Regions from separate parts of the Homo sapiens genome. Here region 2 is linked to region 1. Evidence: read pairs that join two places in POLR2A ChIA-PET (ENCODE). Cell type or tissue: K562. All regions are shown on one strand. Links, peaks and the distances in the headings refer to the core of each region. The heading gives the core; the rest is flanking DNA. Region 1 overlaps SCRT2 (scratch family transcriptional repressor 2). Region 2 holds the start of SLC52A3 (solute carrier family 52 member 3).

Region 1 (14,880 bases), core at 4,458-12,457:
TTTTTCTGCCCATTTTAGGACAGAGAGGTGAGGCTGAGGCTAGGAATTCCCTGGAGAAAGTTTGGCACCTTGGGAGTCTGGGAGAGACTGGGGAAAGGAGTCCTGGACTGAAAAAAAGGAAAGAAAAGGAGGCCAACCCAGCTCTGATGAGAACTTGTTTTGTGACCTGAGGTGGGTCAAGGCCTTTGTCTGGGCTTCAGCTTCTGCAGAACAAGGGCATGGAGGGAAGTGACCTTAGACATGAGCTAATGTGCACAAAGCATTTAGCAGGATGCCTTGCACCAAGTAAGTGCTCAGTAAGTGATAGGCATTACTGTTATTAAGTATGATTTACAAATACTTACAAGAGGCTGAAGCATTTTCCACAACAGCTTCTCCATGCCCCCACCACCCCGTGCCCCCACCCACCCCACCACAGGCTAACTAGGGAGTGTTTGAGGAAACGCACCACCCCTTCCCCTACCAATTGAAGATCTCTTCCCCAGCAAGTCTCCATGCCCTCTCTGGTGTTTTGGAAAAAACACAGGCCTTGGAGGGTTTCAAACCTGCCGCCTCCCTCTCAGTGACCTTGGGCAAATCCTCTCCCCTCTCTGGGCCTCTGGGCACAGGGCAATGTCTGGCTCACAGGGAGGCTGGTGCTAGTTGGAAGCACCAGCAGTAGCAGTAGCAGTATTTGTTACACATCCCCCTCCATCCCCGCAGGGGGTCAGGCAGCTAAATGAGACAGTGTCTGCAGAGGGCCCAGCACCTTAGTTCTCATAAATTTCCCTTTCACCACTCCTTTGAGTACCGATTTTTAAAAAGACAGATTCTGGACCTTCAGTCTAAAATATCAAGACTCTTGGGCAGGGAAAACCAAAGTCATTTCCAGGTGACATGTGCACATCTCCAAAGTATTTCTGGGCCCTCCCCATATCCCTACATGACAGGGGTGCCTCTGGTCCACATTCCTCAAATGGAGGATTTGAGCCCAGATAAGTTATGCGACTTACCCAAGGTCACATGGCTACGGCCTGAATTCAAGGGCTAGGATGAGAGATCTCACCTGAGATTCTCTTTTCTCTGAATCCCAGCTCATCCCTATCTCTGTGGGAACCCAAACAAGAGTCCTGTCTCACCCTGTCAGTTGCAGGATAGGTATCTCAGCCTTCTATAGTCACTCTTAGGGCAGAGGAAGGTACCTGTCTGGGTTCCATGCATTAGGTTAAAGTATGGCTTTTAGTGTCCTAAAGGAGTCTCCAGGGTTGAGGCTCAGAGAGGTGAGGTGGTTTGCTCAAGGTCACACAGCAGCCTAAGACACCCATGTGTATCTCCTACTCTCTGGCAGATTAGAAGGATATATCACCAGGAAACACAGGAATACTACCAGTAACAATAATAACAGCTCAAGAGGGCAGCTATTATGTGTCAGGCATTGTCCTAAGCACTTTACATGCATTCATTTATTCAGCCTTATTATGAACTCCCTTATACAGGTGTGGCAGAAAGATGTTAAGTAACTTGCCCAAGGTTGCCTAGGGAGATGTCTGTGAATCTGAGGAAAACGGGGTGGAATTGGAGGAGCTGGGAGTGGAGGGGACAAAGAGCATCATGGAGGGACTGATTCAGCCATGATGCAGAAAGGGTCTTTAGACCATTCCAGTCCATCTTTGTCATGTATAGATTCCGCCCAGAAAGGTTAAGCAACCTGGCCACAGTCACAAAGCAAGTTAGAACCACCTCCTCCTAACATGACCACACAAACTCTCACAGGATGCTCTCAACCCATGCCAAAATCCACTGACTGGGTGTCTGGTCTGGGCTCACAATTCCTATCCTGAAGACACTTCTGCAGCCCTCCCTAGGCAAATGAGCAGCCTTTGTTGAAGGCACCCCTATTTCTTCATAAAGAGCCCCTTGCAACAGGAGGAAAGTCAACAGCGCTGAGGGCCACCAGCAGAGGGCGCCATGGGCAGAGCACCTCATGGAGAACGCTCTGGTTCACTGATGGAGCTCCTACTATGCACCAGATATTTTCCCATCAGAACGTGAAATAGAAATTACACATCCCGGGTGAGGAAACAGAGGCCCAGAGAGGAGCAGCACGATGTGTTGGGGCAGATGCCAAGAAAGCTGCAGCACAGAAACCCATCTGGGGAGATTGTTATTATTGTTCATAATAACAGCCAACATGCGTGGTGGATTTAAAATGTGCCAGCCACTGAGCTGGAATCCTGGCTCTAACTTATCAGCTGCACAATCTTAGGCTTGTTACTTAGCTTCCTTGTGCCTTGGTTTCCTCTTCTATAAAAGGGTACCTACCACCTTGTGTGTCATGGGGGTAGAATGCTTTCATGTGTGGAAAGCCCTTGTAAGAGTGCCTGACACAGGAGTGCTCTGAGAGTGCTGGTTATCATTTGTTTATATACTGTTTACTGGCAGACCCCTTACTGAAACGGTAGAGTCACACAGAGGCCAAATCGTTTGGCCAAGGTCACACTGCTGGGAATGGTAGAGCCAAAACAATCCAGGCCGTCTGGCACCAAAGTTTTACTCTTATCCAATATGTCATCCTTTAATAATAGAACTCAAAGCACTGGTTACGTGATCAGTCACCCCTCCAGATAAATCCCATTTTAAAAAAAAAGGACCTGAAGCACAACCCACCCAAAGGCACTCAGCTGGAATCTGTGTTGGAGAACCAAACCACCCTTCCCCTTCCATGGCCCCAGACACATGAGATGCAGACCTGCCCTGAGACCAGGTGAACAGGACTGTCTATACCAGGTCCTGCTAGGCTGGGGAGTGAGGCTGGCCTCGCAAATCATCATCACTCATTCCACAAATACTTATTAAGTGCCCACTAGCTAGGGCCCTGGGAATGGGAGGTGAACAGCTCAGCCACAGCCCCCTCCTGGAGGACCTCCCAGTATGTGGGAAACCAAGGGGGCAGTGGATTCCAATCCTTGCTCCACCCCTGGAGCAAGTGCCATCACCACACTGTCCCTCAGTTTCCTTATCTGTGATGAGAGTAGTTTTGTGATGATTCAGTGAGATGATGGGAGCGAAGCACTTAGCACAGAGCCTGGTGCACACAGTAAGTGCTCAGTGAATATTAGCTATTATTATCATCACCAGGAATTACAACGTGAGGAAATACAGAAGGAGAAGGAGGGGGGTCTGGGAGTGCCTGACGGGTATTTAACTCAGTCTGAAACAACACTCCTGAATGTTCTGGGACCTGAGTACCAGGCCTGGTTCCCGGAGTGGGAAGCAGGGGGACCTCCAGACCACAGGCAGATGGGACGGGAGACATAGGGTGCGGAGAGGCTGGGCATCTCCTCTCCCCAGATTAAAAAATTGCCACTATCACTATCCCCCTTTACATCCAACCACAGAGCCCCCCGCTTCCGAGTCATCCACTTCCATAATCCACAATGACTTCTGTGTGCAGAGGGCCCTGTGCTGGCTGCTGAAGGGACAGAGGTAAAAATAAGGGCACACCCTTGCCTTCAGGGGCACACAGACTTCACCCTGTGTCCATCCCAAACTCCAGATGAGAGGCAAAGGCCTGGAGGCTGAATCAGCCAGGCTGTGTGGGAAACGAAAGCTGACCAGAGTACCCAGCTAAAAGTCTGAACATCTTGAACCCTGTTTCCCCTTACAAAACCCTCCTCCACCTGCTCACTTCAGTGAAGGAGGCTAGGGGAGGAGGGAAGGAGGAGTGGTTACAGGTCTCAGGGGTCACCAGGAGAAGGTCAAATCCCACTCCCCAGGTGGGAAACCTCCCAAACGGACCTAACCTTCATTGTTCTGTGGAATCACAGAACAATGGAATCACTTGCCCATCAAGTGCCAGGATGAAAAGTTTGTCTGCCAGAAACTCTCCAGGGAGCCCAGCCCCCAGGGTCTCAGGGAAGGTGCTAGGACCAGCCTAGGCCATGGGAGGCAGAGGCAAATCAGAATGGCCCCTGCCCATGAGAATCCCCTACGGAATCCCCAGGGAGACCCCAGCCTGCCCACCCACCAATCACTCAAACCCTTGGCAGACAGGATTCCTGGTCCAACTCCAGCTAAGTGGGAGGAGGAGGGGGAGGGGAATTCTCACTGCGGACTTCCGACGACTTCTAGAGCAGGCTTGGGAGCAGGTGCGAGGAAGTCCCCTTTCTGTAGCACCTATTACATGCCACACACTTGACCCCTGTTAAATGCTTCAGCAACCCTGGCAGGTGGGTCTAACTGGATTGTGATTCCTTCATGCAACATCTATTCATCGCACACCTACTTTGAGCCAGGCATGTGCTGGGCACACAGATCCAACCATGGGGAGCTCACAGTGTGGTGGGGGAGGAAACTATCTCCAAGCAAGTAAAAAGCATAATTATAATAGCTAACATTTATATAGCAATTACTGTATGCTCCCCCACCTTTGTTCATTTCCTTACACATCAAATGGGGATTACAATAGTGCCGACTTCCTTGGGTCTGTGACGATTAGAGTTAACATGCGTAAAGCACCGAGGCAGAGTCTGGCAAACAGTAAGAGCTTAACACACGCTTATTATCGTCACTTTACTCAGTCCTTCCAACGACCCTGGAAGGAGGTGTCCAATCACAAGCTCCATTTTGCAGATGAGAAAACTGAGATCCAGAGAAGTTACAGGGCTGCAACGGCAGCATGTTGTTGGAATAGAGACAGCATGGGCTTCAGGGTCACACTGGCAAGGGCTCCATCACTTCCTGACTGTAAGGTTAGACTGCTGCATCTCTCTGCGCCTCAGTTTCTCTACCTGTAGCGTGGGTATTATAAGACCATCACTCCGCGGTTGTGAGCACTGGATAGTGAAGGTACGCTCTGTACAACCGTGCTGGCCCCATGCTCCGTGGGTTGGGGTGGCGGCTATTTGCACTGCCGTCGATGGAGGAAGGAATTGAACCCAGGCTGCCTGACAGGAAGAGCTGAGGTGCAGGTCGGAGACCACCACTGTCGGAGCTGCCACAGGGGCGCCAAGCTGGAAGGCGCAAAGGGTGACGCGCTCAAAGCGGGAAACCCTCTTCGGCGCCTCCTCTCACCGCCCCTCCACTTCTCGCCCCCTCCAGGGTACGCCCCGCACCGCCTGCCCCCGAGCAGCTACGATGCGGACCAGAAGCCGGGCCTGGAGCTGGCCCCGGCCGAGCCCGCGTACCCGCCGGCGGCGCCGGAGGAGTACAGCGACCCCGAAAGCCCGCAGTCGAGCCTGTCGGCGCGCTACTTCCGAGGGGAGGCGGCAGTGACCGACAGCTACTCCATGGACGCCTTCTTCATCTCGGACGGGCGCTCGCGGCGGCGGCGGGGCGGGGGCGGCGGGGACGCGGGGGGCTCGGGAGACGCGGGGGGCGCCGGGGGGCGCGCGGGGCGCGCGGGGGCGCAGGCGGGCGGCGGGCACCGGCACGCGTGCGCCGAGTGCGGCAAGACCTACGCCACGTCGTCGAACCTGAGCCGCCACAAGCAGACGCACCGCAGCCTGGACAGCCAGCTGGCGCGCAAATGCCCGACGTGCGGCAAGGCCTACGTGTCCATGCCCGCGCTCGCCATGCACCTGCTCACGCACAACCTGCGCCACAAGTGCGGCGTCTGCGGCAAGGCCTTCTCGCGGCCCTGGCTGCTGCAGGGTCACATGCGCTCGCACACCGGCGAAAAGCCGTTCGGCTGCGCGCACTGCGGCAAGGCCTTCGCCGACCGCTCCAACCTGCGCGCGCACATGCAGACGCACTCGGCCTTCAAGCACTACCGCTGCCGCCAGTGCGACAAGAGCTTCGCGCTCAAGTCCTACCTCCACAAGCACTGCGAGGCGGCCTGCGCCAAGGCGGCCGAGCCACCCCCGCCGACCCCCGCCGGCCCGGCCAGCTGAGCCTTCCGCCTCGCCCTCGCGCCCGGAACTCGCTCTCCACGCGCCCCGGGCCCCCTACCTGCGCCCGCAGCGCCCTCGCCCAGCCCCGGCTGCGTTTCCCTGCCCATGACCCTCTCGTGGGGACCCCCGGCCCGGCCCGGAACTTTTCTCCCCAACCCCCAAACCCACGACTCACTTCCACACCGTCTTCCCCAGCGTCCCCCGACCCACTTCATCCTTTCCGGCCATCCCTCGGACCTTGACCCCCCTGTCCGCGCCTTCAAGGCTCCCAACTCAGGCACCAGGTCCGCACCTCTCCCGCGCCCCAGAGCCGGAAATTTCTCCCTCCCAGACCCCGCGCTGCTCTTCTAACTTCTAGATCTTTTCTCTCGCTTCTCAGCTGAATCTCTCTGACCATTCCTCTACTGGAGCCCCCAATGAAAGCCGCAAACCTATACCCTTGACGCCCATACCTGCCTCAGTTTCCCCATCCACACCTGGACGCAGGCCCTGCCGCCCTGAGACCACAGTCCAACCCCAGACCATCCCTCTGGCCTCTGCTGAATCTCCCAGAGTGTGTCCATCTGGGGATCTAATCTTCACCCTTCTTGAAGTCTCCGATCTGTCCCTGATCCCATCCATGCTCAGGCCTTAGGTCTGGCCATTCACACACACACACACCCCCACACCCCACTCCCACACACAGTTCCTACTGTCTTCAGTCCATGGGGATCTCATCACCCACTCCCAGCCCCAGCTCCAGCTGCCCTCACCTCTCTAGCAGCTCTCACCCCTCTGAGTCTACCTAACCTGGAGGGGGCTTGAGGGGCACTTCAGGGCCCTGCCCCCTAATGTAACCCCTCTCTCACCCCGGCACAACCTGGGCTTCCACAGTCTGGAGCTGCCCTACCCCCAGATTCTCTGAGCACTTTCCCCCATCCCCAGGGCCACAGATCCCCTTCCTTACTTGTTGGGGGGAGGTCTGGAGCACCTCGCCAATGCCCTTCCCCCATCCGGCTGGGTCCTTCCAGTTATTTATTTGTGTATTTATTTATTTATCTATTTATTATTCTATTTAATCTCTTGGCCTCACCCAGGGACCGTCTGGCTTCCCCAGCTGGACTGGGAGGTCAGGAAGCCAGGCAAGGAGAGGGACAGCACAGGCCACAGAGGGCTGCCCCCACCACACACACCCCCGCGTCTCGGGAGAAACCCACCCTCTTCAGAGCCTGCACTCGCTAAGGAAGGGGACTCGAGAATGGGGGGGCAGCTTGCTGACCCTCAACTGGGGGGGTGAGGGAGCATCAGGAGGTCCAGGCGTGGGGCAGGTCCCCACCTTCCTGAACCTTCCCCTGCCACTCCAGGCGGCCCGGAGAGAGGAGCCTCTTCGATTTGTTTCCTGTTTATTCTTCTTCCCGAGGGACCCCAGGTTCCAGGGACCGACTGAGCCCCGGACCCGCTGGGGCCTCTGGCCTGCTCCCCGGGAGGGGCGCTCTCTCCCGGCCATGTCTATGCAACTCTCCCGGACAGAGGGGCCGGGCTGCCAGCCACCCGCCCGTTGGCCGCCACTACCTCCTCCGCTGCGCTTTTGCATGCCCGGGCGAGGACCGAAGCACACACCTCCACGCGCACGGGCCCTGGCCCCCTCCGCTTTAAGCACACGCCTCTGCCCCATTGCTCTGCAGCCAGCTTGGGGGCAGGAGTCCTGGACTCTCAGATCCTCCTCTCCCCTCCTCTTAGCCACAAAAGAGGGGGGAGACTGGAGGCACCCCTGCAGCAGGGGCACTTCCCTAGGGCTCCAGAGGGGTGAATGGGCCTTTGCTCAGCTCCAGGCCCAGCGGGAAGGGAGGCTGCAGGGATGGTGGGAGGGAGAGGGGTAGCAGAAGCAATTATGGAGGCGTTGACCCTGTAAATAGCAACTTCTGACAGCAATAATTTTCCATGCATGCTAAGCCTTTTGGCCATATTTTGTATGAGCGCTTGGCGCTCCTCCTCCGTCCTATCCCAACTCACCCCCAAACCCCCATCCCTTCCCCACCTCCAGCAGTATTACTTGTAACGCAATTCAGGGATATTAAAGGGACTTTGGCCACTCACCATCGCCTCTAGACCTTCTGATTGGAGCAAGGGGTGGGGATGAAGGGGGGGAATGAGACGAAGGGGAGGGCATCTGAGAGATACTACTTTTCCACTCCATTTTCCTCTCTGTAGCCTGACCAGCCTGTAGCTGCCACCAAGGGTCACACAGCCCCAAGGGTCCCTTGGCATTTACAAGTTCTCAGGCATCCTCAATCCTTAATACTCCTCAAATAAGGGTTTAAAAACCAGATTAATAACATGTGAGTGAAGCCAGTTGCCTTAAGACATTAGGGAAGGTGAAGCCTGTGACTAATTGGAAAGAGTGTCTCACCTTAGAGAAATAGGATTCAAATTAACTACACCCACCAAACAGTTAAAACTGTGGTCCACATGTGTCTGTTGACAGCCAGTTTACAACCCCTATAATCTTCCCCAGTTCACCCCCTACTGCTCTGCCTAGTCATATATGGTCACATATTCAGTGAGTGGAAGCAGGCAAAAAGGTTGACTTTGGCTCAGCTGGAAAGTTGTCCAAAAACAGTGACTTGCCCCTAGAGCTTCTGAGCTGCCTGTCACCAAAAGTGTTCAAGGCAACCAATCCATCATCCTCGATAGCTGCCTTAGTGATCCTTCAAGATACAAATCTGTCTCACCTTACTAAAAACTTCACTGGGGACCACCAACCCCTGCCACCTACCCTCAACTCAGACTTACCAAGAAGCATAACCTGCATGCTTTGAGGGATGGGGAAGCTGCAGGCTAGAATCTGCCTCCTCTGGGGCCTCTTTGTCAGTTTCCTCCTGTGTAAGCAGTGCACTCAGTTTGTAGACTGCCTCCCTGGTGCCTGTCCGCCTTCCCTTCACACCCCTCTGGACAAGCAGCTGCATCCTGAGCAATGTGCTAGCTGTTTTTGACAGCAGCAGTTGTGGGAACCTCCCCACAACTCTGCAAAATCTCCAGTGGTTTCTTGTTGTTTTTTTTTTTGAGACAGAGTCTTGCTGTGTCACCCAGGCTGGAGTGCAGTGACGCAATCTCAGCTCACTGCAACTTCTGCCTTCTGGGTTCAAGCAGTTCTCCTGCCTCAGCCTCCCAAGTAGCTGGAATTACAGGCATGTGCCACCACGCCCGGCTAATTTGTTTTTGGTTTTTTTTTTTTTTTTTTGAGATGGAGTCTCGCTGCCTTGCCAGGCTGCAGTGGTGTGAGCTTGGCTCACTGCAACCTCCGCCTCCTGGGTTCAGGCAATTCTCCTGCCTCAGCCTCCCAAGTAGCTGGGACTACAGGCATGTGCCACCATGCCCAGCTAATTTTTCTATTTTTGGTAGAGACAGGGTTTCACCATGTTGGCCAGGATTGTCTCGATCTCTTGACCTTGTGATCCGCGCGCCTCGGCCTCTCCAAGTTCTGGGATTACAGGCGTGAGCCCCCGCGTCCAGCCAATTTTTGTATTTTTAGTAGAGACAGGTTTTTGCCATGTTGGCCAGGCTGGTCTCGAACTCCTTGCCTCAAGTGATCTGCCCGCCTCGCCAGTGGGGTTTTGAGAAACCCAGGCATCTGCTGCATCCCTTAACCACCCACATACACTGCCCGTGACTGGCTGTTGGATCCATTATGTTTGTTTTAGGTGCCAGGAACAGAAACCACTCTAGACAGGATTTTATAAACAAGTATTAAATTCCTTTGAAGGAGAAAGGATTTAATACTTCAATAATTGGCTGCTGACAAAATTTGTGTAAGGGCTGAAGTGAGCCATCTGCTGGACCCCAGAACCCCACTGCAGAACTGCTGCCACTGAGACAGCACCTGCCTCTTCCACAGTCAGTGGTGGGAGAGGGTGCGGAGTGGGGGTTGGTGGTGGTCAATAAGGTGCCCTGGAACTATTGAGATACAGAACACCGCATCATAGGTGCAAGCCAGGGATCAGCAGGCCCTTGCCACTGCCTCTATAACTATCTCCTGTCTCCCACTGTGCTGGTGGCACAATGCTGGAACACTGCTACAGAAAATCTTAACACCTCCAAGACAATCTTGACAGTAGCAAGAGTCAAAAGATGGAAGATGGCCCCGGCCCACCTCTGCCATCCATGTCTCATGAAAGTACATCTAACTGGTAGAACTTAATTCCCTGTTAGTATCTTTGCTGCAAAGAGATCTGAGAAATAGAGTTTTTAACTCTCCAACTAGGCAATCTAGAAGGCACCCTAGAGGGAGGTGGGAAAGAATGCTGGGTCTCCATCAGCCATATCCAGCCCAGTTATGTGGGTCCAATAACCATTCCACCCCACCCCTCTCTCCTGGATTAGCAACCACGCAATCTGGGGACTGAACATCAGCTTAAGAGGTAGTCTTTACTGGTCTAATACTAACATCTCCCATCGTTCAGAAATGGGCACATGACCCAATTCTGGCCAATGAGACTTAAGGAGAGGGTTGCTGGAAGGGTATGGAAAACTTTGCTGCTTCCTTTTTCTTAAGAGGAAAGGAAGTCCAGTTCCTCTTCCCCTCCAGTGTGAACAGAAAAGCATGTCATCTTGTGACCATGAAATGAACTGGCCTTAACGTGCCTCCCAAAAGCCCACCTCCTAATACCATCATACTGGGGGTTAGGATTTTAACATGAATTTTGGAGGAACACAAACATTCAGTCTATAGCATTCTGCCTCCGTCCCCATCCCCCGCCAAATTCACATCCTTCTCACATGCAAAATACATTCATTCCTTACATTCCAACAGCCCCAAAAGCCTTAACTCATTCCAGCATTAACTCTGAAGTCTAAAATCCAAAGTTTTATTATCTAAGTGTCATCTAAGTCAGATATGGCTGAGACTCAAGGTGTGATGCATCCTGGGGCAAATTGTTCTCCAGCGGTGAGCCTGTGAAATCAAGCAAGTTATCTGCTTCCAAAATACAATGGTGAGACAGGCATAGGATAGACCATTCCAAAAGGGAGAAATAGGAAAGAAGAAAGGAATAGCAGATCCAAATTACATCCAAACTACAAGGCAAACTCCATGAGATCTTAAGGCTCAAGAAAAATCATTTTTAGTTCATTAAATGCTCTGCTTCCAGGCCCACTGAGGCAGCCTTCCAGATCCACAATGGTGGTGGTCCCACCCTCTGTACCCTCTGGGGTGGTGGTCCTGTCCCTCCAGCTCTATCCCGCAGAAGTCATGTTCCCAGGGCTCTGGGTAGCCCCACACCAACAGCTCTGGGCAGCTCTTCCTCCATGGCTTTGGACAGAGGCCCTCTAACCTGCTGAATGCAAGGCAATGCTCCCGACTTTTGAAAGCAAGGAGATAGCCTTGATGATCTCTGAATTGCCTTCAGGGTCATTCTTCCCTTGTCTTGAAGAGTTTGCACTCTGGTCTTGTCCTGAAAAATCCAAGAAGTCAGACAGCTTTCCTTCCTCATCCCTTCCCATCTCCTTCCCCTTCAATTCAAGACGGCAGTTTTCCTGCTGGGATGGCTGATTACGTTCATCACCATTACAGTCTCCTTATGGAGACTATGGTGTTTTCTCCCAAACATTCTTTCTCATTCTTTGCAATATGGATAGGCTGAAAATTTTTCAAATCTTTACGTTTTGCTTCCTATTCGCTTAAAAGTCACATCTTTAACTCATTTCTTTCTGCTTCTATTTTACTATAAGCAGTCAGGAGGAGCCAAGCCACAGCTTCAACACTTTGCTTAGAAATAGCTTTAGCTAAATATTCCGTTTCATTGCTCACAAGTTCTACCTCCTATAAAACACTAGAACGTGGACATAATTCAGCCAAGTTCTTTGCCATTTTATAACAACATGGCCTTTTTTCCATTGTCCAATAATATCTTCCTCATTTCCTCATCCAAATGGCCTTTTTCATCTGTATTTCTACCAACACTCTGTTCAGGATTCCTTAGTTATTATCAGGTTCCTGATTTTAAAAATTAGAAGTTTTCTTTACAGTTCTACTGCACTCCAGCCTGGGTGACAAAGTGAGACCCTGTCTCAAAAGAAAGAAAAAGGACACTAATCTCATTCATGAGGGCTCTACCCCCATGAACCCCGTGACATAATCACTTCCCAAAGGCCCACCTCCCAACACCATCACCTGGAGGTTGGGATTTCAACATATGAATGTTGGGGAGATACAAAGTCACCTTGATCTTGGATTTCTCAGCCCCTAAAACTGTAAGAGACAAAGTTCTGTTGTTTATAAACCACCCAGTCTATGGTATTGCTATGGCAGCCAAAAAGGACTAAAACACTTCCTCAGAACCACATGCCATTCTTTTGCAGCACCCACTACCAATGTATACTTTCCATTAACCAGTGTGATTATTTGGTCATTATCTGAATCCTCCACTACACTGTAAGCCTCATAATGCAGAGATTGGTAGTGTCTTTTTGCTGATCACTAAATCCCCTGGGTCTAGCCTAGCCAATAGCAGGTGACCAGTAATTATCTTTAAATGAACTCCTTACCTTTAAGTCATTATAATAAATAATGGTGGCTTATGCTTTTAAGAAAGTCTGTGTCCCCCAATGCCATAGCTGGCTTGTCCATATGTAGGCATCTGACTAGAACTTGGAAATTTTCTCTCTCTCCCTGTCTCTGTGCCATAAGGCCTGTAACTTGAGAGCTGTGGCCCCGATTGCTAGCTACTTATCAATCTCTATTCTTCCTTAGTAAGAGAACTCCAGTTTTAGCTCAGCACATTACCGCTACGGATGAAGACAACATATCCAGCTGCCCTTGCAGCCAGGGGTGGCCGTGTGACCAATTTCTAGTCAATGACATGCAAGGGGAAGTGTTATACAAAACTTCTGAGATAGCATCCTCAAAAGGGGAGGGGTCATATCCTTTGCCTTTCCATTTCTCCACCTCTTTCCAGGGTGGAATTTGGATGAGACGGCTGGCACTTCAGCAGCAATCCTGAATAGGAGGTGACCCTGAGAATGAAAACTCTGCTGGAAAATGATGGAGCGGCAAGATAGAAAGGGCCTATGCCACTAGTGACCATGGAGCAGCCATCCCAGCCATGGACTTCCTACCTCGACTGTTTTTTTTTTTAAAGAGGAAACACTTTAAGTTGTATGAAGTCTCTGTTGTCAGGTTTCCCTTATTTAAAGCCAAATATCATCGCTGTTGACAGTCATGTTCCTGACATGTAGAGATAATCCCTCTGCTGAGTGAGGGCAGAGAAAAGAAATCTCTCAACTTACTTTCCCCTGAGGCTCCGCTTCACCTCAGTCACGGGAATAGCCAAGCATCCCCATTTTCATTAAGCTAATTCACTTTGGCTTTCTGTCACTTGCAAACAAAAGTCTTGACTAATACATCAAGCCTAGTCTGAAAGTGAAGACACGGAGAGACGTTCAAGCTCTGTTACAATTTAAAATGCAATCAAACAGCAAACATTTATTGAGCACTTATAATGCGTTGTGCACTGTTTTAAGGACCTCACCTAACACCATCTCTCTTCACTCTTCCAACACCCCTGTGAATTAGGTGACATTATGTCCGTTTTACAGATTAGGAAACAGGCACAGACAGGTGACTGGCCCAAGGTCACACATCTAATAAAATAGTGCAATTTTAACCCAGGCAAGGTACAGAACTATAGGGGATGACCCAGTATCAAGTTTCCCTTTTGTTTTAGTTTTGGTTCCCTGATAGCAAGTCTGAGACTTGAGTGTAAGTCGTTTATGTGGGAGGTGATCCCTGGAAGCAGAAGTAAGGGGTGGGAGGAATGGGACAGAGGGTGTGTTAGTGAAGTCAGTTGTAGCAATAGGGCTGAGTACTTCTGGTCTCTGAGAAGGTTCCAGAAAGATCTGAATGGTCTAGAACACCTCTCTGAATCGTCCACCTGTGACAGCACAAGACTGGCATTTACTCACCGGCTCCTGCCCCCATTAGTGAATGGCCTGGCACCTCTGGAATGGGCAGAGCTCCCACAGGGATGCCCCATCTATCAAATGGGGATGGAGATAACAGACTCGTCTCATAAAGCTGTTAGGTTCCATGAGTTAATATATGTAAAGCGCATCAAACCATGCTGGGCACATGGAGAGCACTCAGTAATGTATGCTATGTATGACCTGAGGGAAGAGCGTTCCATGCACAGGGAACAGCAAATGTAAAGGGTCTGAGGCCAGGACACATTCGCTGTGGAAGAGGCACAGCAAGGAGGCCAGTGTGACTAGAGTTGACTCCGGGGCTTGAGGAGTGGAAGGTCAGAAGGTGTGAGCCACTGCATCCAGCCAGGGAAGGTTTCTTCACTCTTAAAAAGAGGCTCGAAGGGATGTCCTAACTTCCACTTGTGGACATTCGCATGTAATGATGTGATGTTTTGAGCTACAGTAGCCATCTTGGGACCATGAGGGGCACACCGCAGGATAACAGAACACCAAGGATGATGGCACAAAAGGATAGACAGAACCAGGGTCTTTTTTTTCTGAGAGAGTCTCACTCTCTCACCCAGGCTGTAGTGCAACGGCATGATCTCAGCTCACTGCAACCTCTGCCTCTCGGTTTCAAGCAATTCTCCTGTCTCAGCCTCTGGAGTAACTGGGACTACAGGCGCGCGCCACCATGCCTGCCTAATTTTTGTACTTTTGGTAGAGACAGGGTTTCACTATGTTGGCTAGGCTGGTCTCGAACTCCTGGCCTCAAGTGATTCGCCTGCCTCAGCCTTCCAAAGTGCTGGGATTACAGGTGTGAGCCACCGGGCCCAGCCAGAACTGGAGTCTTTGGTCACATTGTTCAACTGCCTCTTTACCAACCTTGGACATACCTACCTCCAAACATTTTATTATGTGAGAAAACAAACCTTCTTATTGCTTAAGCCATTTTGAATTGGGCCATAGATATCTTAACACAGAGAATTTGATACCAGGAAATGAGGCCTCCCTGGGTACACCATGATGATAGAATCAGGCCAGAGCTCCACTTTTCCACTCTAGAAACTGT
Region 2 (16,442 bases), core at 8,090-16,089, 110 kb before region 1:
TAATATCAAGCAGGACAGGAATTAACTGCACGAACTGAACTAATAGGAGACTGGAGTGATCTTTTTGATATTTTGCTTAAAATATTGCTAATACTTTGTTTTGCTTTTCAAAGTCAAAGAAACTTTTCTTTATTTTATTTTATTTTTAGACGGAGTTTCGCTCTTGTTGCCCAGGCCAGAGTGCAATGGTGCAGTCTCGGCTCACCACAACCTCCTCCTCCTGGGTTCAAGCGATTCTCCTGCCTCAGCCTCCTGAGTAGCTGGGATTACAGGCATGTGCCACCACCACACCCAGCCAATTTTGCATTTTTAGTAGAGATGGGGTTTCTCCATGTTGGTCAGGCTGGTCTCTAACTCCCGACCTCAGGCGATCCGCCCGCCTCGGCCTCCCAAAGTGCTGGGATTACAGGCATGAGCCACTGCATCCGGCCTCGAAATTTTTCTTTTGAGCTATTAACAGCTTTTAACAATTTAGTATACTCCCATGAACAAAATTTGTAGCATACTTGTTTCTCTCTCCCTGATTTTCTCCAGAATTTGGAAACTATCTGTGAGTATTCTTAAGTTATGGCGATATAGTTATTTGCACAAGTGTAATAAGAATCTGTTTTCTTTTGTAACAGGACACAATTGGAAAAACTGGTTTTTTTACCAAGGCCTTGACTGGAATGGTATGCTTTCCTTTAAGGAATCAAACTTGATTTACGAAGCCAAGAAAGCCCTTGGAAACTGGCCTTATATTTTGTGTACACAGTCCCTGTATAGGGCTTCTGATCTGTGGTAAGCAAAGAATGCCCTTTCTGAGAGGCCGGGAACCCTAGGTTATCTTGCAACCTCAAGAGGAAACTCATAGGTATTTAATGGTACAATTCCACGGCTAGCCTCAGCTTTACAGTCTTATCTTAGATTCTTTCTATGGAACAATACATGTTACACTGTTAACTTTTAGCAACTTTTACTTTTGTTAGTCAGTTTGAGATTGTAATTATGTACTAGATGTAGAGCCTAGGACCTAGACAGAAGTGCAGATAAGGTCTGACTTATTCCAGCATTTAACTCCATGTGTGCTAGGTCTTACCCAGCTACAAAGCAGGCAAGTTGTACAGTTAAGAGTTATGGTGGCATTTTATAAAGCATTCAGGAGGCCTAGTCGCTCTTGTTTTTGTTTTCTTTAGATGGAATGTCACTCTTGTCGCCCAGCCTGGAGTGCAGTGGTGCAATCTCAGCTTACTGCAACCTCTGCCTCTGGGTTCAAGCTATTCTGCCTCAGCCTCCCGAGTAGCTGGGATTACAGGCACCCACCACCATGCCCAGCCAATTTTTTGTATTTTTAGTAGAGACAGGGTTTCATCTTGTTGGCCAGGCTGGTCTCCAACTCCTGACCTGAGGTGATCCACCCGCGTTGGCCTCCCAAAGTGCTGGGATTACAGGCGTGAGCCACCGTGCCCGGCCCCCTCATCACTTTTAAACTGTACAACATTTCTTGCATAAATTCCCTTTTATAAAATTTTTACAATTTACACAATCTCTGACATGCCTCAACTTTCTGACTCGTTGTAAACATCCTTCTTTTTAAACAACCAATTCATTTACTTTAGAACAAGAATTTACCATATAAGATTATTTTTATATAAATTCTCTTTTCTTTAATATCAAAGATGATAAGTCCTTTCCCTAAAGAAACTTCCTTCACGTCTGTAGACTAGACTTCCTAAGGCCACAGGATTAGAAGTTAGGGTATTTAACTAAATAGTTCAAGATATAGCTGCCTTTATTAAACCAATATTGATGTTTCATTATTAAAAAATTATACAAGCAAAGATTATTCTGTTTGGATTGAGTTATAGTTTTGTACCCTCTATGCCAAATTTTGACACCTTATAGTATTTGGCAGAGATAAGTATGAAATTGTGGCCAGGCACAGTGGCTCATGCCTGTAATCCCAGCACTTTGGGAGACCAAGGCAGGCAGATCACCTGAGGTCAGGAGTTCGAGACCAGCCTGGCCGCTGCACTCCAGCCTGGGCGACAGAGTGAGACTCCGTCTCAAAAAAAAAAAAAAAGAAGAAGAAAGTGGCCATCCTGCAAGCCACATAACTCACACTCTGCAAGGCTTAACTTCTCCCTTGGCATCATAAATTTAGAGTCCTGCAATTTTTTTTTAACAGATCCAAAGTATTTGGTACTATAGAGAAGGGAAACATGGCTTCCCTCCACCTTTCATGGTTCTTTGGCTGGGCTATGAATTAAATTGACATGAAACTGAGTAACAGGAGAGAAACCATATTTAATTACATATCTGTGCGTGGAAATCCCACAAAATATGAGACTCAAAGAAGGGTCAGATGATTGAAGTTTAAGGAATAGGGTCTTAGGGCTTTGGGGGATTGGCGGAGACACAGTTATGGGAGGGTGAGGGGAAGAATTATTGTATGGTAAATAATGGTTGTCTTCCTGTGCAGATAAAAGTCTGTCTGGTGGCCAGTGTAGTGGCTCAAGCCTGTAATCCCAGCACTTTGGGAGGCAGAGGCAAGAAGATCACCTGAGGTCAGGAGTTCGGGACCAGCCTGGCCAACATGGTGAAACCTTGTCTCTACTACAAATACAAAATTAGCTGGGCATGGTGGCGTGCGCCTATAATCCCAGTTACTTGGGAGGCTGTGGCAGGAGAATCACTTGAACCCGGGAGGCGGAGGCTGCAGTGAGCCGAGATTGCAGCATTGCACTCCAGCCTGGGCAAAAAAAAGTGAAATTGTATCTTAAAAAAAAAAAAAAAAAAGAAAGTCTCTAGGGTAATTCTTCTGGAGCAGCCTTTTTCCTGATACAGGCACCTTTACTAATGTAGATTTCCTTGATAGATGTAAATTTCTTTTACCAAAGAATAGCTTTCCAGAGCTACTCCTGTGTCTGCAGTTTCTCTGAATAACCAGCTCAAAGTATGTCAAAGAGGTGTATTTGGGGGTGGCACATTCTGGTTTCCCAGAGTCATATTTTGGGGGTGTGTATGTCCTGAGCCCCAACAGTGGCAACACTTCCTGAACACCTGCCTGCTAAGCGAGGGGTCTGGCCCCTTCCCTAGTGCCTGCTCACCTCTCGCCCCAAGCATTAGCCTGGAGAGTGATTGATTGCTTGTTAAGTAAATGAATGTCTTGGAAAATAACACAACAGGCAGGCCAGAATTATTTGTAGAAGTCAATATGCACTGAGCATTTACTAGGTGTCAGAATCTGTGCAATATGTTTTACATCCATGGAGGCACCAATTTGAGTCTGCATTCACATCCTGGCCCTGCACTTACAGGCCGTAGCACTGTGAGCAACCACTTTTGTAAAGTTAATGAGAGGCCATCAGGCTGGGGAAAGAAGAGGAGCCTGGGTCCTCCTAAGGTGTAGACATAAATGATTGCCAGCCATTATTCTGGAGGTTATAAGATATGCAACTTCCCCAATTACTCCTGCAAATAACACCACTGTTGCAGGTTGGCCTTTTGAGATATCTTTCCAGTTGGTGTTTTTTTTTTGTTTTTTGTTTGTTTGTTTGTTTGTTTTTGTTTTATTGAGACAGAGTCTTGCTCTATTGTCCAGGCTGGAGTGCAACGGCGCGATCTCGGCTCACTGCAACCTCCGCCTCCCGGGCTCAAGCAATTCTCCTGCCTCAGTCTCTCCAGTAGCTGGGATTACAGGTGTCCGCCATCATGCCCGGCTAATTTTTGTATTTTTAGTGGAGACAGGGTTTCGCCATTTTGGTCAGGCTGGTCCTGAATTCCTGACCTCAGGTAATCCACCCGCCTCGGCCTCCCAAAGTGCTGGGATTACAGGCATGACCCACCACGCCCCGCCATCTTTCCAGGTTTTTTGCAGATTTGACACCCATGGCTCCACCTAAACCTGATGTCTCCACCAGGACCGCCAACCCTGCTCCTGTGGCCCCCCCCCCAAAAGCGATTCAGCCTGTAGGAGCACAGCTTCAACCCCCTATGATTTCATCTCCACCCCAACCAATCAGCAGCAAGCACCTGTTACCTGGCCACCCCCAACTCTTCCCCTATACTGCCTTTGAAAAACCCCTCACCTACAAGCTTTGAAGATGATTTGGGAACAAACTCATTTCCCCTGTGGCATGGCCAGCCTCATGGTCTTTCTTTATGCAGTGGGCAGAAAGAACCCCTCAGGTGGTTACAGTATTTGTCAGGGTAGCTCAGTGTGCATCAGAGACCAGTTCTGCCATATACAAGGTGTGTGACCTACACAAGGCTCTCGACTTCTCTGGGCCTGTTTCTTCATCTGGAAAATAGGGATAGTAATAGCATCTCTCCAAAAGGCCATGAAGATTAAATGCATTAATTTCTCTCAAGCCCCAAGAACATGCCTGACACTGAGTCAGCTCAGTGCACACTGGCAGTTAGGATTTCTGTCCTATGAAGAGGGCACTATTATTATCCCCGCTTTCCACATGACTTACTGAAGCACCAGTATTTGAACTGTTTTTGCTCCAGGGAACTCTCTTCCTGTGTGAAAGGAATTATGGAGATCTCAGGGTGATGCCAGAACCAACTGTTTGCACATAGCTTTTGTCAACTGGGGATCAACCCTCATGAAATCTGGGTGGCAGAGAGCCTCAATAAAGCAAGCCCTTTATTATACAGTTCTACCATCTGGATCCTCCTCCTAGCTGGGCTGTAGGGCAGATCAGAGACACATAGTAGGCGCCTGGTCTTGCCGGGAGCCACACCCACCCTCCGCCTGCCTTTCCCCGAGCTCTGGGCGGGGACAGCTTTATACAAAACGAGCTGCCTCTGGCCCCTCCCATGCAGAGCGGCTGGGGAACTGGACCAGCAGGTAAGTGGGCAAAGCGGGGCGGCTCAGGCCTGTGAGGGTGCAGCTGCAGCTACCAAGGCTGCCTGCTAGCTAGGAGCATGGGACACTGACCAGGATATGGCAGGGGCACTTATCTGGAGCCAGCAGGTGTCCCGTGGCCTTTCCCCTAGTTTCAGGCTGCCATGTCGGGAGAGTCCAAAGAGATAGGAGGGAAGAAAGGTTTCCTCCTCAGCTGGCATGTGGAGTCAGGACAGGCTGAGCCATCCAGGTGAAAGATCAAAGGGACAGGAGGGAAGAAAGGTTTCCTCCTCAGCTGGCATGTTGGAGTCGGGACAGGCTGAGCCATCCAGGTGAATTCCAGACCCCTGGTGCCTCCAGACCAAAAGGCTGGGCCCATGCTGGGTGTCATGGCTCACGCCTGTAATCCCAGCACTTCTGGAGACTGAGGCAGGTGAATCGCTTGAGCTCAGGGAGTTCAAGACCAGCCTGGGCAACGTGGCGAAACTCCATCTATACAAAAAATACAAAAATTACCCAGGTCGGACGTGGTGGCATGGGTTAATAGTCCCAGCTACTCAGAGGCTGAGGTGGGAGAATCGCATGAGCCAGGAAGGTTGAGGCTGCAGTGAGCTCAGATCATGCCACAGCACTTCAGCCTGGGTGACAGAGCGACATCCTGTCTTAAAAAAAAAAAAAAAAAAAAAAAAGACTGGGCCCCCACTGACTTTACCCAGGGCCATCTCCATGCTATCTCGGAACAACTTGACCAGGCTGAAGCCGCAGGAGCCTGGGAAGGAGGCTGGGAGTTGGGATGGACGTGGAGGGGAGGGGAACTGGCCTGGGGGAGGCTGCTCCACCAAGGTCAGCCCCATGGGAGGCCTGAAGCCCTTCCTGGCCTTGGGAGGGAGGAGAAGGGGGAAGAGAACTCACTGTCCGCTTCTACTGGCCAGGCTGAGCGCCTGTTATCTCATTCCCTTTTTCCTGGTCTGCTGAGCCCAGAAAGGCTGGGCATTCCCAGACCCTTTCACAGATGGAGAAACCAAGGCCTAGAGAGGGTGAGCAGCTGACCTGAGGTTGCACAGCCGGTGAGCACAGGCCTGAATGTCTGCCACAGCCTGAGATCAGGGGTGGGGCAGGGTTCGGGGAAGCACTATCTCCTCTCTGGGCCTTGGTTTCCCCACCTGTGCAATAGGGACATTGAGTTGGGATGAGTTTCAGGGGAACTCTGAGGTCCCAGCAACAAGAGGTAGAGATGGCCTTCTGCTACATGTGGCTGTGAACAGTGAGGGTGGCTGAGGCCAGGCTCCCAGCGCCCCAGCTGCCTCCTGCCTCCTGGCACCTCCCTGCCTCCCTCTCAGCCGCAGCTTCTCATTTTTCCCTGTCTCTGTGCCTCTGTTGTCCTTTCTCCCCATTTCTGCTTCTAGCTTTCGGTTCTTTCTGTCTCTTTGTCTCAGTCTCTTCTCTCTCACTCCCCTTCATCTCCCCCATCTCTCCCTGTGGGTTTTGTGGTTTTGACCTCTCAGCCTCCCTTCTTCATGGGCTCAAAGTCAGTCCATTCCTACCCACTCTCATGAGGGTGAGGCCAGGCCCTAAGTAGACGCCTACAGGCCTCACTAAGTTCTCCAGGAGCCTGGAACCCAGGAAAGAATTGGCTCAGACCCTTGCCCAGGAGTGAGATGTATCCAGTGTCAGGCTGCCACCTGGCACTGCCCCAGGGGTCACCCTGGCCAACACAACCCTCATAGCTGAGGCGGGTTTCCTCCAGTCTGGCCCACAGGGCTAGGTGCCTACCAGCTGGCAGATTATCCCTGCAGAGCGAGAACCCAGCCATGGTGCCAGGAGCTCAGGTGGCCCAGCCCGTGGCAAGCCAGATGGTCACCTGGGCACTGGGGGAGAGGACAAGCCCCCGCTCACATGGAGATTACACTCCAATGGGAGAGACCAGCGCTCAACAGATAGACACAGATAAACTCCCGTAACTGAGCTGGTGTCAGTAATACTTTGATGGAGGAAAACAGAGGGCAGGAGAATGTGGAGGGGGGCGGGGGACATTGGGTGGGATGGAAGCTGCCTGAGCTCCCTGGAGGAGATGGCCCAGCCCACACAATGACGGTGCACTGGCCCTGGTCAGAACCCCACTCCCAATTCTCTTCACTTTCTTGGGCTGGGGGCTCACAGCTTTTGATGCAAGAATGCAAAAGAGAAACCTTTGCCTGGAACTGATCCTTCTAGCTTCTCTATCTGTCGCCCACGCATTATGGGGCATCTTAACTGTCTCATGCGAAGCCTTAGGTTTCTGGTCTCTGGTGATCACATAAGGGGTCCTGGATCCTTGGGAAGCAGATATGTCTCAGAGCCTCTCTCAGCTTCTCCTGAGCCTGTACCCCATTTCTCTCTTTCTCTGGCCCAAGTCTTGGGAGGCCATCTGTGAGCAGAAAGAGATCCTGCTCAGCTTGACCCCCATGGCCCCTTCAGAACCCCTTCACCCTGAGGCCTTTCTCAGGGCTGGGTCCACAGTCAAGCATGCCTGGATGTAAAGCTCAGCTCCCAGCTGTATGACCCTAGGCAAATTTATTTCCCTTTTAAACCTCAGTTTCCTCATCTGTAAAATGGAGATAATCATAATGCCAGCCTCAGGATTGTGGAACAAGATTTGACAGGTAATGTGTTCAAAGAGCTTAGCACAGGGTCTGGCACAATAAATAGCTGAGGAGTGGCAGCTATGGTTGTCACTGTTGTCATGGTGATTGTTAGCTCTTTTGCTACAGCTTCCTAACCCTCCGAAGGTTTACTCCTGCTTCCTCCCTGGCGCCTCATGTTTCTCCTCACAACAGCCAGCACGATCCTGTTAAAAACTAGATTAGAGCTGGTCTCTTCTGCCCACTCACGGAGCTTTTTGCTCTAGAGAAAACACCCAAGCTGTCACCACAGGGCCACAGGGGACCTGCCCTGTCTCCTCCCCTCCAACCTGGCTCCCGCTGCTGCGGCCACACTGGCCTCCTAGCTGTCCTTTGAACAGCAAAATCCACTTCTGGGACAGAGCAGGTGTGGCCGCACCCCAGGGCCTTTTCACTTGCTGTTTTCTCCCCTGGACCGTGCTTTCTGCAGACAGCTCACTCCCACACTCCCTTCATGTCCTCTCCTTGACAGCGGCACATTCCCCATTCAGGAGCTTTGCTTTCCTCCGGAGTCCTTGCCACCATCTGACCTGCTCTATGTTTCTGTTTTTTATTCTGCTTCGTGAATGCTTCCTCCAACTTCCTGAGAGCAGGGATTGTGGTTGAGCACACAGTTGGTGCCCAAGAAATACTGGTTAAAATGAATAAATAAGAACTGCAAGGTCACTGTAAAATAAACAAACAAACAACAACAACAAAAAAAAAAAAAACAGAAAATACAGATATGCATCTTTTAAAAGTATCCCAACACATTCCGAACACCAGCCATTCTGAGTCTCTCCTTTTCTCTGGGGCCTTTTTGCACATGTAGTTCCCTCTGCCTAAGACATCCCCTTCATTGACATTAATGACTGTTCCTCACTGTGTCCCCGAGGTCCAAAAGCACACCTCACTTTTGAGGAAGGAGATAATTTGGGAGTGGGCCAGGGCCATAGGGCAGATGGGTCACGTGGGGACACACCCCCACTGTGCCTGGTTTCCAGACAAGGAAACAGACCCCCGGAGCCAAATCCCATCCCTCAAGTGACACAGCCGTGGTAGCACCTGGGTCAAAACCAGAGAATTCGTCTTTGTGGGGAGCAGGGATTTAGGCGTTCAGAGCTTAGGAGTTGTCGAACATACAAGAAAGTGAGGCTACTTCTGCCCTGTCTGCCCTCATCTCCCCATCCAGCCCTCTGTGGGAAAGCTACTGATGTTTGTAAATGTTTAACTGGACACTCTCATTAGTTTAATAGCTTTTCATATGGCAAAGGTCACCATCATCTGCAAATTCGCCTACTCCCCTTAACTACTGACTTAGCCCTCTTTACTAGGTATATCATTTATTGCTTTTGCTATATCCTTGTTTATTTTGCACCTTCGTCTGCTGTCTTGACCTGGAAGGGTGAGTCAGGCCTGTACTGCTGGACTGTGCTTCTGTCCATTTCTCCTGGAATGTCTGAGGCTATTTCAGGAAATATTCAGAATACAGATAGTCACTACAATTTTGACTCCTTTATGAATTAGAGTTTTGATATATGAAATGACTCTTGGTCTCAATTTATACTTTTGGTACCAAATGCTATATGGAGGGTTCTGTGTTCCTCTGTTCCTCCCTCTTTCTCTCTTCTCCTTTTTTTTTTTTTTTTCATATCTCTGCAAGACATTTGCCCCCAAGGGTCTAAACAACTACTTTTGTTAAATTTTGATTTTTGATCAAATCCTGGTTGGGACAGGACCTAAGTTTCAGAGTCAGAAAGTAGGTGGTAAAGGAGATAAATGTATTCATTAGTTTTTGGTTACTATAATCTTTCAATATATATCCTGGAATGTGTATCTCTGTGCACTTAGTATGGAGTAGTTTTTGTCTGTTTGTTTCTTTTAGTTTTTTGAGACAAGAGTCTTGCTTTGTCGCCGAGGCTAGAGTGCACTGGCGTGCTCTTGGCTCACTACAACCTCCACATCCCGAGTTCAAGCAATTCTCCTGCTTCAGCCTCCCGAGTAGCTAGAATTACAGGTGCCCACCACCATACCTGGCTAATTTTTTGTGTTTTTGGTAAAGACAGGGTTTTACCATGTTGACCAGTTGGAGGCTGGTCTTGAACTCCTGACCTCAAGTGATCTGCCAACATCAGCCTCCCAAAGTGCTGGAATTATACGAGTGAGCCACTGCACCCAGCCTCTGAGTACTTTTGTTGTACATAAAATAAGAGTGACTTAAACAACATAGAAGTTTCTTTTACAATTTAACAACAACATTAAACAAACAAACAAAACAGTTCAACACAGGCAAAACAGGGCTGGTATGGGTGCTCTCTGCCACAAAATCCCAAAGGAGCCTAGTATGCATCTAACCCCCACCACATGCCTCATAGCACAAAATCGTTGCTGGAGTTCTGGCCATCACATCTGATTCCAGACAGCCAAATGGAGGAAGAGCAGAAGGGCACACTCCCTTATTGTTAACTCTTTCCCTGTTTGCCAGAAGGAATACCCACTTGTGACTGCAGTGTTTACCCCAAGATAACTTTGCCACAAAATACCTCGCTTTTATTATTATTTTTGCCTTGCTCTAGTATATTGACTTTGGAAACAAAAGACATCACTCTATTTGTAGCATTCTGGTTTTAGTCGTGGTATTTCCATTTACAAAACAAAGTAATTCTCGATCGCTGAAAATAGCAAATCCTAGCATTCCTATGTGTGATGTTAACATTGTTCTTGAACAGTTGTTGACCAAAGATTCGTTTGATGAATCCAGTTTTTCTGAAATAGATGAGTCTGATGTTAGTTCTGGTTAGAAATAACTTCAAAAACAGTTTTTACATGTTATTTTCACATTGAAAATCAGTCAGATTTAGGGCTGGGCTTGGTGGCTCACGCCTGCAATCCCAGCACTCTGGGAGGCTGAGGCGTGGGGATCACTTGAACCCAGGAGTTCGAGACCAGCCTGGCAACATGGAGAAACCCCGTCTCTACTAAGAAATATAAAAAATTAGCCGGACATTGTGGTGCACGCCTGTAATCCCAGCTACTAAGGAGACTGAGGCACGAGAACTGCTTGAACTCGGGAGGCGGAGGTTGCTGTGAGCCGAGATCAAGCCACTGTAGTCCAGCCTGGGCTACACAGTAAGACTCTGTCTCAAAAGAAAAAAAAAAAAAACAGCAGTCAGAATCAGATTTGCTTCAGCCTCAAATAGCACGTTTACATAAAATTAAATGAGTGCTGGCAACGAGCTGCACTTTTTTTTCTAAACAGGAAACGGGCTAAGGAGACTACTCAAAGTCGCATTTGAATTCATTGGCCTGTGCTTGATGACATGGCCATGTGCAGCTACAAAGAAGGCTGGGAAATGTAGTCCTTTAGTTGAGTGGCCATTTGTCTAACAAAAACTGCGCCTTTTTTTTATTTTTTCTTTTTTAAGATGGAGTCTCGCTCTGTTGCCCAGGCTGGAGTGCAGTGGCATGATCTCGGCTCACTGCAACCTCCACCTCCCAGGTTGGAGCCGTTCTCCGGCCTCAGCCTCCTGAGTAGCTGGGATTACAGGTGTGCGCCACCATGCTGGGCTAATTTTTGTATTTTTAGTAGAGACGGGGTTTTGCCATGTTGGCCAGGCCAGTCTCGGACTCATGACCTCAAGGGATCCGCCCGCCTCATCCTCCCAAAGTGCTAGGATTACAGACGTGAGCCACCGCGCCTGGCCAATAACTACATGTTTTTGAATGCAACTGATACGTTTGCTGAAATAGTAATCTTATAATGATGGTTCATTGAGCCCTCACTATGTGGCAGGCACAGTTTTAGCACTTTAGTGCATGTTCCTAGCAACAGTTCTGATGTTGGTACTGACAGCCTATAGCTGTTTTGCAAGAGAAGACTCTGAAGCACAGGAGGTTAGGTCACTTGCTCAGCTTGTAAGGGTTGAAGCTGGGATTTGAACCCAGGCAACTGGTTCCAGATGTTACCGCAGGGGAGAGCTCCAAGATGGCCCGAGTCTAGAACAGAGAAAGAGGCCAAAGTGGGGGGCCACTTCTTCCAAAATATTCCTGAGAAGCCAGAAATGCTGAAGGTTGCTTGCCATCCCCTCCACTGCTGATTACAGTAACAAATTGTTAAACACACTGGGCAAACCAAAGTAATATATCTGCTGTCTGGCAGTGGCCAGTGAGTTAACAATTTACAAATCCTAAGCTAAGTCATTGAGAAAGGCCCTTCCACCTTCAAAATGTCAGATTCCCAAGCAGCCCCTGCCCTCAAAAAGCTTCAGTCTCAAGGTATGTGCCTGCATGCACCCACACAAGAACAACCTGAAATGAAGGGGTCATGGGCCCTGGTGAGGACGCCTGAGAAGGTGAGGCAGCCAGAGGTCTCCTGGAGGACGGAGTCTTGTAGAAAGCTTGGATGTGGACAGCAGAGGGGGCTGGTGCTCCAGGCTGGGAGGACAGCACAGGCAAAGGTGTGCCACTGCTGTCTGGGAGCTTCCCCTCCCTCCTTGGGTCCTCTTGGCACGCCTGGAGTGGGCCTCACCTGTGCTATTAGTCAAGTCAGCTTCCTAAGGGAGGGAATGGAGTCTGAGGCCCCCAGAAGGGAGGGGGCAGAGCGGGACTGCTAGGGGATCTGACTGCGTTACACCCCAGGAGTGGCTCCTCCCAGAGAGGAAAAGGAGGTGACCAGAAAGGCCACTGAGCATTGGGTTCGCTCAGTGAAGGTATGAGGAAGGAAGTCCCAGCCCTGTGAGGGAATTCCGTGTGTGGGAACCGTGGGGAGGAGCTGCCAGGATTCAGGAGTTTCCTGGGTGAGGCGTGGCCACAACGGACACTCCTGCTTTGTACTAGAAGGAAGAAGTATGGAGTTAAAGACTGCAGCGTGAACTGAGGAGTCCCGGACAGGCCGCTTGCTGCAGAGGATCCAGTCCAGATCCCAGGAGAGCCCCTCTGCCCCTTCGGACCTCGTCTCCCATCTACAAAACGTGAAGATTGGCCCAGTTAGCGTGTCTCTACAAAAAGGTGCATATACCACTGGTGAGTTCACTTGATACCTAGTAGGGGAATCTTTTCCTTTTTTAAATTTTCATAGTCATGTATTAATTCTCATGTGAATTAGACAAAAATAACGATGTCACCAAACCTGCCATTTCACGATAATGATCAGTAACCCTTAGAGGTGCTTACCCTATGCTGGGACTGTTGGAAACAGCATAAACTCACCAGCATCCTTATATCTCACAACAAACCACGGAGTTCATACTATCACTATCCCCTACTTACAGATGAGGAGATGAGGCAGAGAGAGGCAAAGCCACTTGCCCAGGGTCACCCAGATTGTAAGCAGCAGAGCCAGGGTCAAACTCAAACAGCTGGCTCCAGAGCCTCACTCCTGGCATCTCCCATATTACTGCTCAGACTAAGGATAGATAGAAGAAAGTTGTTAGTAACAGCACAGGTGGGCTGCCACTGGTAGCTGACAAAGGGGTAAACAGATGGCAGAATGGCTCTGGAGGGCTAGAGGAAGTGGTCTCCAAAGGCCACGTAGAGAGTGATATAATTTCAGGAGGAAAAAAAGCCAGATTGAAATCTTATTTCAGGTAACCATATATTTGCATCAGGTAATATGTTTACATGGTTCACAAATCAAAACTCTTATTAAAAGATATACAGAGGCAGGGCCAGGAGCGGTGGCTCATGCCTGTAATCCCAGCACTTTGGGAGGCTGAGGAGGGTGGATCACAAGATCAGGAGATTGAGACCATCCTGGCTAACACGGAGAAACCCCATCTCTAATAAAAATACAAAAAATTAGCTGGGCGTAGTGGTGGGCGCCTGTAGTCCCAGCTACTTGGGAGGCTGAGGCAGGAGAATCACTTGAACCCGGGAGGTAGAGGTTGCAGTGAGCTGAGATTGTGCCACTTCACTCCAGCCTGGTGACAGAGTAAGACTCTGTCACAAGAAAAAAAAAAAAGATATACAGAGGCATCACCAACATCCCTGCAGTCCCTGTGTGTCCTTCAAGGGTTGCTTTGTGCAAGTACAAGCAAAGAAAACATGTTTTTCCTCCTCTTCTATGACCAAAAGGCAGTACACTTTTTCCTGGTTCCATTTACCTGCCTTGATTTTGTTTCAAGATTATTATTATAGCCTGGAGACCTTTCCTTATCAGTCACCAAGATCTGCTTTCCTTATTTCTTATTCCTTTAAACAGGTATGTGGTATTCCAGCAGGTCCCTTTAATTAGCCCCCTCTCTGTTGGTAGCCACCCAGGAGAAAATTTCCCATAACTTGCTATTACCAACAAGATCGCAATCTATAATAACCTTGAACATGAGTCATTTTGTCAGGCTTTGGGACAATCTCATGGTGAGAAATGGCACCTGGAGTAGTTTTCCTATTGTGAATGAAGGTGATAATATTTTCATGTGTTTAAAGCTTATTTGTACCTTTTTCTCTGAATTGTTCATATCCTTGGCCCTCTTCTATATGGGGTCTCTTTGTTCTTGATTTTTAAAAACTCTTTATATATTAGGAATGTCACGCGCGTCCATGTGAAGAGACCATCAAACAGGCTTTGTGTGAGCAACAAGGCTGTTTATTTCACCTGGGTGCAGGCGGGCTGAGTCCGAAAAGAGAGTCAGCGAAGGGAGATAGGGGTGGGGCAGTTTTATAGGATTTGGGTAGGTAGTGGAAAATTACAGTCAAAGGGGGTTGTTCCCTGGCGGGCAGGGGTGGGGGTCACAAGGTGCTCAGTAGGGGAGCTTCTGAGCCAGGAGAAGGAATTTCACAAGGTAATATCATCAGTTAAGGCAGGAACCGGCCATTTTCACTTCTTTTGTGATTCTTCAGTTACTTCAGGCCATCTGGATGTACACGCGCAGGCTTGGGCTCAGAGGCCTGACAAGGAAGATGAGCCCTTTGTCTGTGATTTATGTGGCAAATGTTTTCCCCGTGTTTTCATTTAACTTTTGACCTTGCTGTTGGTATCTTTTGCAGAAGCTGCTTTGTTTGCTTTTGTGTGTCGGATTGAACTTTTCTTTCATGAATCACGGTTAGGAAAGGCTTCTCTTGTTTTCTGCTAATAAAAAGACAGCTTGGGCCAGGCGTGGTGGCTCACACTGTAATCCCAGCACTTTGGGAGGCCGAGGCAGGCGGATCACCTGAGGCCAGGAGTTCGAGACCAGCCTGACCAACGTGGGGAAACCCTGTTTCCACTAAAAATACAAAATTAGCTGGCATGGTGGCATGCACCTGTAATCCCAGCTATTTGGGAAACTGAGGCAGGAGAATCACTTGAGCCCAGGAGGCAGAGGGTCACTGAGCCGAGATCATCCCATTGCACTCCAGCCTGGACTAAAAGAGTGAAACTATGTCTCAAAGGAAAAAAAAAAAAGCCAGCTTGTTCACAGGAAGGGGAGTAATAAGAGAAAACTCTGGGCCCCAGGTCCCAGCATCTTGCTAGGTGGTGAAGCTGGAATTACTCACCTGGTGTCCTTCTCTGCCAGCCCCGCTGCAGGCTGATCTGAGAAAGCCTCTGGCCCAGGGCAGATACCGCCATGGCCTTCCTGATGCACCTGCTGGTCTGCGTCTTCGGAATGGGCTCCTGGGTGACCATCAATGGGCTCTGGGTAGAGCTGCCCCTGCTGGTGATGGAGCTGCCCGAGGGCTGGTACCTGCCCTCCTACCTCACGGTGGTCATCCAGCTGGCCAACATCGGGCCCCTCCTGGTCACCCTGCTCCATCACTTCCGGCCCAGCTGCCTTTCCGAAGTGCCCATCATCTTCACCCTGCTGGGCGTGGGAACCGTCACCTGCATCATCTTTGCCTTCCTCTGGAATATGACCTCCTGGGTGCTGGACGGCCACCACAGCATCGCCTTCTTGGTCCTCACCTTCTTCCTGGCCCTGGTGGACTGCACCTCTTCAGTGACCTTCCTGCCGTTCATGAGCCGGCTGCCCACCTACTACCTCACCACCTTCTTTGTGGGTGAAGGACTCAGCGGCCTCTTGCCCGCCCTGGTGGCTCTTGCCCAGGGCTCCGGTCTCACTACCTGCGTCAATGTCACTGAGATATCAGACAGCGTACCAAGCCCTGTACCCACGAGGGAGACTGACATCGCACAGGTACCCAGCATCACCCGGAGCCATCTCAGCACTTGGCTTTATCACAAATGTAGGGGAGGGAAAAACTGCTCACCTCCATCCTTCTAGGTTCTTTGGTCGGCCTATGAGTTAAACTGACATAAGGCAGATCAACAGCAGGAAACTCATTTTAATTACTTACATACATACGCATGGGAGTCCCCAAAAAATATGAGACTCAAAAAAGGGCCAGATGATTTCAGCTTCTATAGCATCCTGAGCTACAAAAGGGAATAGGGGCTTGAGGCTACTGCAGGATGGTGGAGACAAATTATGGGAGAGTGAAGGGAGGAAACTTATGGTGAATAAACATTGCACTGTTATGCAGATAAAAGTTCCTCGGGTGATAAAGGCCATCACCTTTCTCTTCCTGGTTCAGATACCCCTTCGTGGTACAGATACCTTTTCTTGGTACAGATAAGATAGCTTTACTAATAAAAATTTCCTTTAGATGTAAATTTATCTTACAAAATGGCAACTTTTCAGAGCTACTCCTTAGCCTGCAATTTTTCAAAATAACCAGCTAGAAATAAAAAATATGCCAATAGGTCAATTTTGGGGTGGCATATTCTGGCCTCCTACAGTCATATTTTGGGATGGCATGTCCTGAAGGCCCTTATTTCCTAGACGATGGGTGGAGCAGTGTTCTTCCTTAGGTGGGGGCTCTCCCCTTAGGTGGGGGATTCTCCCCTTAGGTGGGGGCTCTCCCCTTAGGTGGGGGATTCTCCCCTTAGGTGGGGGCTCTCCTCTTAGGTGGGCGGCTCCACTGCTCAGTCTCCAGCTAGCTCCTCCTCTGAACATGTTTGTGGTTGCCACTGCTGTGGGGTGATAAAAGGTGTA

Evidence for each region. ChIA-PET counts read pairs that join two places held together with the same protein. Peaks named below come from ENCODE experiments on the same cell type or tissue, not always from the same donor. Only the 100,000 strongest peaks of a DNase experiment are listed, where the experiment ranks them.
Region 2: POLR2A ChIA-PET joins it to region 1 with 5 read pairs; 2 of 35 experiments call an interaction of 5 or more read pairs at or near these places.

The regions. Positions count from the first base shown.
Region 1 is chr20:654,661-669,540 of GRCh38, reverse strand. It overlaps SCRT2 (scratch family transcriptional repressor 2), which reads left to right. Exons shown (of 2, transcript NM_033129.4): 2 at 5,080-7,945. The coding sequence ends at 5,870. It overlaps LOC107985423 (a long non-coding RNA gene), which reads right to left. Exons shown (of 2, transcript XR_001754452.2): 2 at 10,694-14,880. Among named protein-coding and RNA genes, the nearest start is that of SRXN1, 8.9 kb to the right of the region's middle. RefSeq lists enhancers at 6,807-7,419, 7,420-8,033. In K562, for the core only: no CTCF peak of the experiment used is centred there; no DNase peak of the experiment used is centred there.
Region 2 is chr20:764,350-780,791 of GRCh38, reverse strand. It overlaps SLC52A3 (solute carrier family 52 member 3), which reads left to right and starts at 12,292. Exons shown (of 5, transcript NM_033409.4): 1 at 12,292-12,495; 2 at 14,967-15,584. The coding sequence starts at 15,018. RefSeq lists enhancers at 4,333-5,035, 11,618-12,117. In K562, for the core only: a CTCF peak has its summit at 11,893 (motif pointing right); DNase peaks (open chromatin) are centred at 10,791 and 11,881.